Regions from separate parts of the Homo sapiens genome. Here all the other regions are linked to region 4. The links are chromatin contacts, found by Hi-C or POLR2A ChIA-PET in ENCODE. All regions are on one chromosome and are shown on one strand. Each heading gives the region's core, a stretch centred on a gene start or an enhancer-like site at or near the end of the contact. The rest is flanking DNA. Distances are from core to core; before and after follow the strand shown. Region 1 overlaps MAPKAP1 (MAPK associated protein 1). Region 2 overlaps LOC112268055 (a long non-coding RNA gene). Region 3 overlaps MAPKAP1 (MAPK associated protein 1). Region 4 overlaps MAPKAP1 (MAPK associated protein 1).

Region 1 (2,700 bases), core at 52-2,551, 53 kb after region 4:
CTAATAACAGTAAATCCAGCAGCTTCCACTGCAGTTCCTGTCTCCTTCAGCTGACTCCCAGGCCAATCAGCATTTCCTCTCTGCTAATGTCAGATGTTCCCTGGGAAGTCCTGCTGAAAAGAAAATTTATGACTAAAGTTTCTCCAGCTTTTAACCCTTCTGCATATCCTGCTCCAGATGCAGGGTGCTCCAGAGGAAGGCTAGGTCATTCCTACACGTGCACTCCTATGTTCTTGCTGATGCTCTGCTGCTCTGACAAGGGGCCTCGGACCCCTGGAAAAGCCCAAATGAGCAGCTGCGCAGACAGATGCACACATTCTGGGCTGTACCTAATACATGGACTCAATTTGAGCTGGGTTCCTTAGCAGCTAGAGTCTCTTTTGAACTATAACTCAAAGCAGTCATATTCATACAAAAAGAGCATTAGATCACAAAATTGTGAGTCTGACTAGGTTTCATGACTGAAACTGAAAGGAGGGGACAGGACTAACATTTACTGAGTGATAAGATAATAACAGCAAAGACTTACTGGGTCCTTGGTGCTTTGCAAGGATCGCTGCTTAATTCTCACAATAATGCTATGAAGAAGACATTATTATTATTTTCATTCATAAATGAGGAAAACGAAGTTCAAACAGGTTAAGAAACTTATCAGAGAGCTAGAAAAAGTAACAGGAGGCCGGGCGCGGTGGCTCACGCCTGTAATCACAGCACTTTGGGAGGCTGAGGTGGGCAGATCACCTGAGGTCGGGGGTTCAAGACCAGCCTGACCAACATGAAGAAATTCCTTCTCTACTAAAAATACAAAATTAGCCGGGTGCGGTGGCGCATGCCTGTAATCCCAGCTACTTGGGAGGCTGAGGCAGGAGAATCACTTGAACCTGGGAGGCGGAGGTTGTGGTGAGCTGAGATTGCGCCATTGCACTCCAGCCTGGGCAACAAGAGCAAAACTCCATCTCAAACAAAACAAAAAAACAAAAACAAAAACAAACAAAAAAAAAAAAAGGAAAAGTAACAGGAGCAGGGGTGGAACCAGGTAGGTCTTCTAGAACCCAGGTCTTAACTAAGCTCCACAGTTAAGGCTATCAACCAGAAGACTATGATCTGGTTGGGACCTTATTTTATTGAAGAGGAGACTAAAGCAAGGAACTCAAAGACAGAGAATGACCAGTTTTAAGCCAATAGAGGAAGCATGATCTTCTGATCCGCAACAGCCACCTCCTGAAATAAATCCTCCAAGGCTCTCAGAAGAGGAGAATGCACTGACGTAGGCGTTCAGGAGACAATGGGGTGGTACTCCACAATCTCTTCAGTGGAACAGAGAACAATGGCTGGCTGCCGAGATTCAGGCTTGCTGGCAAAGGTGGCAGTGGTGCAGCAGCCACTGCCAGGCCCTTACAGACCTTATGTTCTTGGCACAGAAGGGTCTCATCACAGGGTTTACATTTTAAGTAAGTTCAAGCCTTTGGGGATGTCTGCATGCTGGCTCCATGGACTTTCCTATGACCTCTTCTGTACCTCTCCACAGAAGTTAGATGATGTACTTAACCAGATCAGCAAATCCAGTAAACTAATTTTTGTCCCAATTTAGAAAGAAGTAAGAATGTCAAAATGTACATGTGACAGCTGTTTGGGACTCTAATGTTATGGAAAAGCAGCTGTTTTCATTTATATTTGAGATATTAGTCATCCTTCCAATGGGACAGAGTATCCAGCTAATAGCTTATGCTTTAACCTACGGAAAATATGGGTCACAGAGACAAAGTGTTGGCAGAATCACAATACACTGACTATACTCATATAACATTTTGGTCTTAAAAAGTTTGAAAACGTTTATAAGAAACAACTATTTAATAATGATGTTCTCAGAGAAATCTGACATCCAACATGTTGAAATGAATGGTTTGCTTTTAGGAGAAAGGGCGTTTTCAAATAGACAAAGTCCACATAAGTAAGGAAAGAAAGATCCTTCTACACTCCAGAAGTTGAAAGTAAGATGTTTTCTTTTAACAAAATTTAAAAATTAACTTTAATCAAAGTAGCATATATATAGTTTTCTTTTTTCTTTTTTCTTTTTTTTTTTGAGAGTCTTGCTCTGTCACCCAAGCTGGAGTGCAGTGGTGCAATCTCAGCTCACTGCAACCTTTGCCTCCAGGGTTCAAGTGATTTCTGCCTTAGCCTCCCGAGTAGCTGGGACTACAGGCGTGTGCCACCACGCCCAGCTAATTTTTTGTATTTTTAATAGAGGTAGGGTTTCACTGTGTTAGCCAGGATAGTCTCGATCTCCTGACCTCGTGATCTGCCTGCCTCAGCCTCCCAAAATGCTGGGATTCATACATGTAGTGTTTTTTTTGTTTGTTTTTTTTGGGGGATGTAGTCTCACTCTGTCACCCAGGCTGGAGTACAGTGGCGCGATCTTGGCTCACTGCAAGCTCTGCCCGCCCCCAGGTTTAAGCAATTCTCTGCCTCAGCCTCTGGAGTAGCTGGGACTACAGGCGTGTGCCACCATGCCCAGCTAATTTTTTGTATTTTTAGTAGAGATGGAGTTTCACCATCTTGGCCAGGCTGGTCTTGAACTCCTGACCTCCTGATCCACCCACCTTGGCCTCCCAAAGTGCTGGGATTACAGGCGTGAGCCACCGCGCCCGGGCCTCATACATATAGTTTTAAGAGTAAATAATGCTGTTAAGTCCTATGATG
Region 2 (2,827 bases), core at 92-2,591, 48 kb before region 4:
TCCTCCGCATACCCGCCTCACAGAGCGGTCAAGGGCCCCCTCGGGATTGCTACACACCGTGGGAAGGTCAGGGGACAGCATGGGTGGCATCTGACAGGGGGCCCTACTGCAGATGATTCATTGTGTGCCTGCTCTGAGCCAAGCCCTGGGGCCGGCACTGGTGACCCAGTGGTGGCCAGACAGGCAAAGCCCTTGTCCTCACAGGTTGCCCAGACCCCTTCTGGTGGGTGATGGTTACATACCCCCTGTGATGGGCGGGATTCTATCTCCCCCACAAATTCATCTGTTGAAGTCCTAACCCCCACTGCCTTAGCATGTGACTGTAATGAGAGACTGGGCCCTTATTCATTTATTTAATTATATTTTTTGAGACAGGATCTCGCTCTGTCGCCTGGGCTGGAGTGCAGTGGCGCCATCACGGCTCATGCAGCCTCAACTTCCCTGGGCTCAGGTGATCCTCCCACCTCAGCCTCCCAGGTGGCTGGGGCTACAGGCATGTGCCATTACATCCAGCTAATTTTTTTTTTTAATTTTTCGTAGAGACGGGGTCTCCCTATATTGCCCAGGCTGGTCTTGAACTCATGGGCTCAAGCGATCCTCCCACCTTGACCTCCCAAATTTCTGGGATTACAGGGGTGAGCCACCATGCCCGGCAAAGACAGGGCCTTTAAAGGGGTAATTAAATGAAAGTGACATCATTAGGGTGGGCCCTAATCCAATCTGACTGGTGTCCTTATAGGAGGAAGAAATTAGGACGCAGATACCCAGAGGGGAGACATGAGGACAGAGGGAAAAGCCGGCCATCCGCATGCCAGGCAGAGAGGCCTCGGGAGAAGCCGCCCCTGCTGGCACCTCCACCTCGGACTTCTAGCCTCCAGAATTGTGAGAACATCAGTTTATTTTGTTTACCCGCCCCCCCCCCGCCCCCACCAAATCTGTAGAACTTTGTTACAGCAGCCCTCGGGAACAAATACACCCCCAATATATGAACGTGCATTTGGAGTCGTGAGTGCAGCAGCCCCCTAGGAGCTGATACCACTGAAAATACGAGACACCCAATTAAATTTGAATTTCAGATAAACAATGAATAATTTTTTCGCATACACTGCATGGGACATACTTATTATACTAAAACAATCCATTGTTTATCTGAAATTCAAATTTAACTGGGCGTCCTGGATTTGCATTTGCTAGATCTGGCCACGTGGCCTGGCATCTAAGGCTGTGACTCCCATCCGACAGAGGTTCAAGGACAGAGACCAGCCTGGAAGCCGAGAAGGGGGTGAGAGCCTGAGGCTGCTTCCCAGGCCTGAGCTGCTCTCCCCAAACGGTTCCCATCTCCCGCACAAACATATTTATTGGGCCTGATGGCAAACAGATTATGCTTGTCCCAGGAAGGGCAGCTCCAAAGAGAAAACCTTGAAGTCCGGGAAATAATGATGAGGGAGTTAAATTAAAGTGCATAAAACCCTCCCGAGAGATAACGTCAGGGTGAGTTACAGGCCCGATAAGGGACTGGGGGCTTGCAGAGGGGGCTCAGAAAGGTCGCCCAGCGGCGCACAGAGGACCAGGAATCATAAATATGGGGCAAGACGCCCAGCCGGGGTCGCCGGGGTGAAAATATTGGGGTCATTCCAAAAACAATTATCCTGCTTGGTTTGCTCTTCAGGTCTTGTAAATCTTTCACCTTTTATAAAAGATTTCTGGAGAAGGAAGCACTCTGGAAGTCTTAACTGATTTTTGTGGCTGCTTCTTGGTGGTTCTGCTGAAGGAAAACAAAAAGACAGAGGAAAATGAAATTACCCAGCATTCTCAGAGGCACAGGGCTGGGCTGACTGGTTTTCTCTTATTCTTTGGAGAATTTGGGCTGCCTTGGGTTTTGAGTCCTCCCATTTACAGTCTTGACACCATTTAACAGTTCGTTTGTTCTGTTTTGAAGCCAGTTGCAGCAGGGCTTTCACTGCCCAGTGGGCCCTGTTCTATGGGGCCAACTTGGCAGCCATCTTGACTGGAGGCAGCCATCTTGGCAGAAGCGGTGCCCGTTCTGACTGAAGTGCAGCCGTCTTAACTGAGGGGCGTTCCTGGTGGCTAACAGGTACCCAGATGCTCGTTCTGACCGAAGTGCAGCCACCTTGACTGACGGGGTTCGTGGTGGCCGACATGTACCCAGGCTCGTGTGCCCAGGCAGAGCTCCTGAAGCTGGAGAATGGGTCTAGGCCACGCCTGGCCTCGTGCTCACGGCTCCAGCTGCATCCCCTGCCTTCCTATTGTCTGCCCAAGGGCACCCTTGGTCCAGTCCTGTCCTCTGTGGCTCTGTCTGTGTTCTGGGCTTCTCAGTTGCACCAGCAGAAGGCAGTCATTTGTCCCACAAATGTTTTTTAAGGCTGGGTGTGGTGGCATGTGCCTGTAATCCCAGCTATTCGGGAGTATGAGGCACAAGAATTGCTTGAACCTGGGAGATGGAGGTTGCAGTGAGCCAAGATCACGCCATTGCACTCCAGCCTGGGCAAGACAGGGAGACCCTGTCTCAAAAAAAAAAAAAAAAAAAGCGAAAAGAAAAGCTCATTGAGCACCTGCACACTTGCACATGCCGGCCACTGTGCTGGGTCCTAATGCCTCATCCTCAGCTGAGGGCGTCATCTTCTGGGTGGCTTTTTCCTAGGTTTCCCTGTCCCCCTCCGCACGTGCACAGCCACAAAACCGGCTCTCCTCAGAAATCTCTCTCCTATCGACTACCTCATTTATTTCTCACAACCCTGTAGAGGAGGGATTACTAGCGCATTTGACAGATGAGGAAACTGAGGCTCAGAGGGTGAAGTGACTGGCC
Region 3 (2,700 bases), core at 28-2,527, 33 kb after region 4:
GCCAGGGTCATCCTCACAGACCTGATAATCTAGCAGGGAAGAGAGATATTAAACAATCACTGAGAAAAGTATGTAATTCTAAATACAGGCTGGCTGCAGTGGCTCACATCTATAATCCCAACATTTTGGGAAGCCAAGGTAGAAGGATTGCTTGAGACCAAGAGTTTGAACCGCCGGGCGCGGTGGCTCACGCCTGTAATCCCAGCACTTTGGGAGGCTGAGGCGGGCGGATCACCACGTCAGGAGATAGAGACCATAGAAACGGTGAAACCCAGTCTCTACTAAAAATACAAAAAATTAGCCGGACATGGCAGCATGTGCCTATAGTCCCAGCTACTCGGGAGGCTGAGGCAGGAGAATCGCTTGAACCTGGGAGGTGGAGGTTGCAGTGAGCTGAGATTGCACCACTGCACTCCAGCCTGGGTGACAGAGCGAGACTCCGTCTCAAAAAAAAAAGAGTTTGAGACCAGCCTGGCCAATGCAGCAAGACTCCATCTCTAAAAAATAATAAATAAATGAATAGATAGAAACACACGCGACGGAGAAAAAGTAGTATGCGGTATGGCAGAATATAACGAGGGACTCAAACGAGAGGTGGATCAGGTTTAAGCAATGGGGGACAGGAAGATCCTGGTGGCCTTTCTGAAGACAGGACATTTAAACTGAGACAAAGAATGAGAAAGAGTTATTAACCAGAATGGGGGAAGGAGCATTCCAGGTGGAAGAAATAGCCTGTGTAAAAGCCTCGAAGCAGGAATGACTACAGACAGTCTGCTGCCGCAAGCGCAGTTTCACACATCACTTGCCCTTGTGTCAGTGGGAGTATGGAGGAGAGGATGGCAAAATGCACAATTTGGAAACTCTGAAGAGAGAATGAACAAAGTTAACAAGTTTTGAAGTTCTCAACATAGCATAAGGAATCACTACACTGCCTCCTGCTAGAATATGCAAATGGTTAAAATTTTCTAAAACCTGATGTCTGAATAGTGATACTGACAGGGCCAGCTGCTTTATATACAAAATAGCCTTTACTTCAGAAAAGGCCTCATGCTTCTAAGCTGTTTCCAGGGATGCTCCCAACTTAGGAAGACAGTTTAACAGGAAAATATTAATCACAGAGTGCTAAACAGGATGCAGCCTCTCTACCAAAAAGCACAAAATCAATCATTTCACTTTGGGATATACTTTGGCACGAAGACTGCAGTCTGCCTTGGAAAACAGTCACTTCAAATCTGCCTAGGGAAACCAGACCAGTGAGCGTTTCCAAACACATGACTTCTAAGCAAGTTTGCAACGGACAAAGCGGGCATGGAGCGAGGCGGCCAACGTACTGTTCTCGCGGACCAGGCAGAACTCCCATGCGCTCTGGCTCTCCAAAGTGCTGTCCAGGTCAACGGCGACATTGGGCTCGCTCTGCTTCTCCAGGCGGTACTGAGGGCCTGGAAGATCAAAGGGGCAGGAGGAGGGGAGGAAGTCTGAAACAGCGAATTTAACATTTAAAAAACACCACATACTGGTGAAAAGCTGATAAAGCCTTAGTAAAGTGTTAAAGTCTGTCTTGAGGGTCTAGCTATCCAGGATGGAAGTTTGGGGTTTCTTTTGCATAAGGCTTCACATTCTTCACTGTTCTATTATCAAGTCTGTTGCCACTCAGTTCTCCCCGAAACCAAGTAAGAGGTAAATGGCCTTTGAGTCAGAGTGACTACGCCACTTCTCAGATATGAGCAGGTCACCTACCCTCTCTGAACCTCCGTTTCCTAATATGTAATGTAGGAATAGTTATACCTTGAAAGATTGTTGTAAGGATCAGAGGTGATGTAGGAAAAATGCTTATTAGAAATGTACCTGCCTCACAGGAGGCAAAGGTATTTATTAATAATTATGTAACAATAAATTACAATCAGGAATAAGATATGTGTAGAACTCTAATATAATAACAGTCCAAAAAATTCAAAACAAATTGTAAACAGGTAAGCTTAAATAAATAAAGCTCAGATGACCTGGCATTCATATGTGGAAAAAGTTTTTAAATTAAAAAAATCTCAGATTTCTGAGTTACGATGATGAAAAGACAGTGGCTACCGATTCACATTTTTGTTGAAACATTTATGAAAACACGAGACACAGGTTCAGTAGTACTGGAAGCCAGGAATACTAGCTACCCTGCATCACATAGAGGGTTCTTCTGGCAGACCTTAATAAAACACTGCAGCATTTTATACATTTATTCATGTATTTCTTTGTCAACCCAAATGACAATCTTGTTCTTCTCAGATAACACATAACGGGTCCAATGATCAGATTCAAAAGACTGCTCCTGTGATCTGTTAATGGTTATTGAAAGGATTAGAGGCATAAGAAACTGTCTTATTATTTTGACTCTGAAAGGCGTGTTTGGTCAGACAGAAGGAGAGGTGAGAGAGCTGAGGGAAGCATCAGAGGCCGTGCAGGGCTCCCAGGCGGAACACGTATTTTTAGATATGTTCTTCAGCTGCTGTCAACTTGTGGATTAATCACATCTAGTGCTTCTCTATCATCAGCATGAGGCATTTCACTCATTTCCAGTCATTCTCCTTCCCATGTTCTATGTTCAGCTGTAGCACTGTAGAGATTCATTTCAGTTTCAGGGTATATTTGATCTTTTCTCTAACTGGTATTTCATTAGCACTTCTGCCTATTCTGAATTCTTACATACATTCA
Region 4 (3,003 bases), core at 212-2,711:
AGCAAAGGTGCAACCCTGGTAGGCTCACTGCCGTTTCTGCTTCGGCAGGCTCGGGCACCAGCGATCATTCAGTACAATTTTCTCCTTAGGCCCAACAGGCATGACGCCAGTTATAGACACCATTCACTGAGCACCTCCAGTATTAACATAACAGCTAACATTAACTGCCATCAACAATGTGCCAGCATGGTTAGAAATCCACTGTGTGCATGGACTCAGATCTCTTAATAACCTCATGAAGTTGGCTAGTATGTTCATCCTATTCTACTGACGAGGAAACAGAAACACAGTGAGGTCAAGTAACTTGCCTAAGATCACCCAGCTCAGAAGTGGCAAAGCTGCAATTTGAACTCAGGAAGTCTGGTTCCAGAATGTGTCCCCTCAGCCACTACACTATTCTGCAAGAACTGTGCTAAATGTTTCATATAACATATCCCAGGAGAGGGGAAGGTGCTTGCCTAGGTCAGGGAGCATCTAAGTGGAACAGCCACTGTTCAAACCCAGAGCTGCCTGGGTCTCAAGTCCCTGTTCTTTCTGCTGCTCTGCACAGCCTCAGCCGTGTCAGAAGATGTATTAATAATAAGGAGCTCTGCCCAAGCAGTCCTCCATCTCCTCTCTCAATTTTCACCAAGGAACAAATAAATGTTCACAAATGCCAATAAATGCACACATCTATTTTTTGTTCATACATGGCAAATTGGAGCATGAAATCCGATCAATATTCTTTCTGACCACCGAGCATAGTTTTGATTTCCTCGGCTAAAGTTTTTGCGTAAAGTCATTTAAGGAATGGCAGAGGCACTCCTTACAGTGTCACGTATGCACTGTTTTAAGTAATTCAAATTATAAATGTATTTCCAAGGAAATAAGAGAAACTGGCTTTTGTTACATTGACATTTCTCCAACTTAAGTGGCCAGTAATAGAGGAATAGTTGATCCAACAATGATGAAATACAAGATAACCACGAAAAGTTTTGACTAGAAAAATCCTTATAACACAATAGTAAGTGAAAAGGACAGGAAAACCATTTATAAAAAAAGATGTCAAAAGGACGTGCTCCAAAAACTGGTGCCAGTGGCCAACTCTGGTTAGTAGAATTATATCCTTTCCTTTTCTGTATTTTTTCCAAGATAAACATTTCACGAAAAATAAAAACAAACATCACTTTGAAAGCTGACACTTTTTGATTTCCACTTCAGAATTCAGTATCCTTTCTCGACTGTTAAAATGTGGGGAAGGATAAGTATGCTGAAGTCTTGATAATGGTGAAGTGATCCTCAGTGAAAGAATGCTTCCTTCTAGCAGTTCTTCAGCAGAACTTTTTTTTTTTTTTTTTTAGCAGAATTTCTTTAACAGAACTTCTAGCAGTTCTAGTGGTATGCCAGGGGTTGCGCTGCTGGGAAGGGCTCATGAGCTACACTACACCCAACCTGGTGCCCCTCTCAAAACTGGAGCCCGGCAGGCTTCTTTCCAGCTCAGGCAGGTGGGGAAGAAAAGAGCACGGGGGCTGGCCGGGAGCAGCCAGGGTCAGCCCCTTCTCTTGGAAACAAGGGAGGCAGTTTGTCTCCCTTACCAGCTCCCTCCCCTAACCACTTATCCACAGCCATCCGTCATGACCTTTTCATGCTCCCACTTCTGACAGCTTCCAGATACAGTGAGTCAAACTTCACTGGAAGCAAACTATCACACCAACTGTCAAAGGCAGAAAACATTGCCTGATTGCTGTCCTACATCAACGCCAGCATATAAATCCTTCCTTAACAAGACAGCTCAAAATAAACAAAAACGCAACTCTAATGTGTATACAGCTCTCTGGGGAAACTATTTGTGCAAGCCTTTAGAGTTATCACAAGGAGACCCTTGTCTGCTTTAGCTAACCAAGATTTCCATAAAAGGAAATTAGCACCGCGTAGCATCTTCTTCTAACACAGACTGAGCGCCCACTCTGGGTAGCCCCCACACTAGGTCCTTTTGTGTACAGAGGCTTATTGAGAGCTTAGAACACCTCTAATCAGGAAGGCACTATTAGCCTATCTTACATTTAAAGAGGGGGCTTAGGGGTAGGAAATCTGGAGTCAGAAAGTCCTCTGTTCAAATGTCAGCCTTCCTACTTCCTAACTACGTGACTTGGGAAAAACTTCTATAAAACGGAGATGATAATAATACACATAATAATAGATACCTCAAGTGCTTGTTGTGAGGATTAGGTGAAATAAGGCATGACAAGGGCTTGGAATTGTGCCTGATACATAGCTAGCGATGAATATTACTCCTTCTAATGATTATTATCAGAAGTCAGGCACTGGGTTAAGGATGTGACATAGACTCAGTGATGAGGGTCGAGTCTGGGGAGCTCAGGGAGCCACGAGAAGGAGGTGAATAAAGGACCTGCCTGGCTCTGGAATTGGAGGGCGAGAAGAATTCTCCCTGGGACCTTCTCTACATCCCAGTCTTGGGAGCACCAGGATCCAGTTTGGGAGACAATGCCTTCATCCCCACAAATCCCCCCAGTAACCTCCCACCACCAAGTGTCACTGGGCATATCTCCTCCTCACAACCTCCAAGAGTTCAATTCAAATCAGGAAGAATGTTCTCAGATCTGGAATGTGGAAACTTTTGTGCTAGGGAATCCTCATCCTACTGGGTCTCCAGGCCACAAATTTGGAGGCCCTGATTATGCTGGCACATCCCCACTGGTGTTATCCTGGGCAAAGTCACTGCTCCCTTGGTGAGCCTGATCATTCTCCTCTGTAAAATGTACTAGCCTATGGTGAATCAAATTAGTAAACTGGAGAGCTTGGGTTCAAGTCCAGGTCTAGCTGCCTGGTGAGTTCTGACTTGCCAGCTGTTTCCTATTGTCCCAGAGGAGACTGCTTGACTCTTGGGAGGTACAACCTCCCCTATGGTACTCTTAAAATACCCCCTTAAAAAAGCTAAAACACCACTTTGGCAAAAATTAAGGCATTTAACAATTCATGTCTTAGTGTATTTCCTGTTATCAT

Evidence for each region. Hi-C counts contacts between places; a loop is a spot of excess contacts on that map. ChIA-PET counts read pairs that join two places held with the same protein, here RNA polymerase II (POLR2A). Pooled maps may share reads with other maps.
Region 1: a loop to region 4 is called in a map of heart left ventricle, with 3 times the contacts of the local background. The contact joins two enhancer-like sites. A Hi-C loop is called at or near these places in 8 of 168 maps with a recorded cell type or tissue (HepG2, Right ventricle myocardium inferior, cardiac septum and 3 more) and 5 of 50 pooled maps. POLR2A ChIA-PET finds 5 or more read pairs at or near these places in 6 of 52 experiments (AG04450, BJ, PC-9 and 3 more).
Region 2: a loop to region 4 is called in a map of ovary, with 2.0 times the contacts of the local background. The contact joins two enhancer-like sites. A Hi-C loop is called at or near these places in 4 of 168 maps with a recorded cell type or tissue (K562, heart left ventricle and ovary) and 1 of 50 pooled maps. POLR2A ChIA-PET finds 5 or more read pairs at or near these places in 6 of 52 experiments (A673, H1, HepG2 and 3 more).
Region 3: a map of heart right ventricle shows a loop between it and region 4 (2.2-fold over the local background). The contact joins two enhancer-like sites. A Hi-C loop is called at or near these places in 5 of 168 maps with a recorded cell type or tissue (Right ventricle myocardium inferior, cardiac septum, heart right ventricle and 1 more) and 4 of 50 pooled maps. POLR2A ChIA-PET finds 5 or more read pairs at or near these places in 7 of 52 experiments (AG04450, BJ, CD8-positive, alpha-beta T cell and 4 more).

The regions. Positions count from the first base shown.
Region 1 is chr9:125,524,715-125,527,414 of GRCh38, forward strand. All of the region lies in intron 7 of MAPKAP1 (MAPK associated protein 1), which reads right to left. Among named protein-coding and RNA genes, the nearest start is that of MAPKAP1, 180 kb to the right of the region's middle. Within about 2 kb of position 1,302, at least 7 of the 41 ENCODE cell types and tissues checked have a DNase peak (open chromatin) inside an H3K27ac peak, as active enhancers do; they include heart right ventricle, where a contact is called at or near this core.
Region 2 is chr9:125,424,135-125,426,961 of GRCh38, forward strand. It overlaps LOC112268055 (a long non-coding RNA gene), which reads left to right. Exons shown (of 3, transcript XR_002956935.2): 2 at 740-2,095. It also overlaps the pseudogene RNU5B-5P. Among named protein-coding and RNA genes, the nearest start is that of GAPVD1, 160 kb to the left of the region's middle. RefSeq lists an enhancer at 1-205. Within about 2 kb of position 1,342, at least 3 of the 41 ENCODE cell types and tissues checked have a DNase peak (open chromatin) inside an H3K27ac peak, as active enhancers do; they include ovary, where a contact is called at or near this core.
Region 3 is chr9:125,504,979-125,507,678 of GRCh38, forward strand. MAPKAP1 (MAPK associated protein 1) reads right to left here. Exons shown (of 12, transcript NM_001006617.3): 8 at 1,332-1,439. Among named protein-coding and RNA genes, the nearest start is that of MAPKAP1, 200 kb to the right of the region's middle. RefSeq lists a silencer at 1,272-1,566. Within about 2 kb of position 1,278, at least 5 of the 41 ENCODE cell types and tissues checked have a DNase peak (open chromatin) inside an H3K27ac peak, as active enhancers do.
Region 4 is chr9:125,471,759-125,474,761 of GRCh38, forward strand. All of the region lies in intron 9 of MAPKAP1 (MAPK associated protein 1), which reads right to left. Among named protein-coding and RNA genes, the nearest start is that of GAPVD1, 210 kb to the left of the region's middle. Within about 2 kb of position 1,462, at least 8 of the 41 ENCODE cell types and tissues checked have a DNase peak (open chromatin) inside an H3K27ac peak, as active enhancers do; they include heart right ventricle and ovary, where a contact is called at or near this core.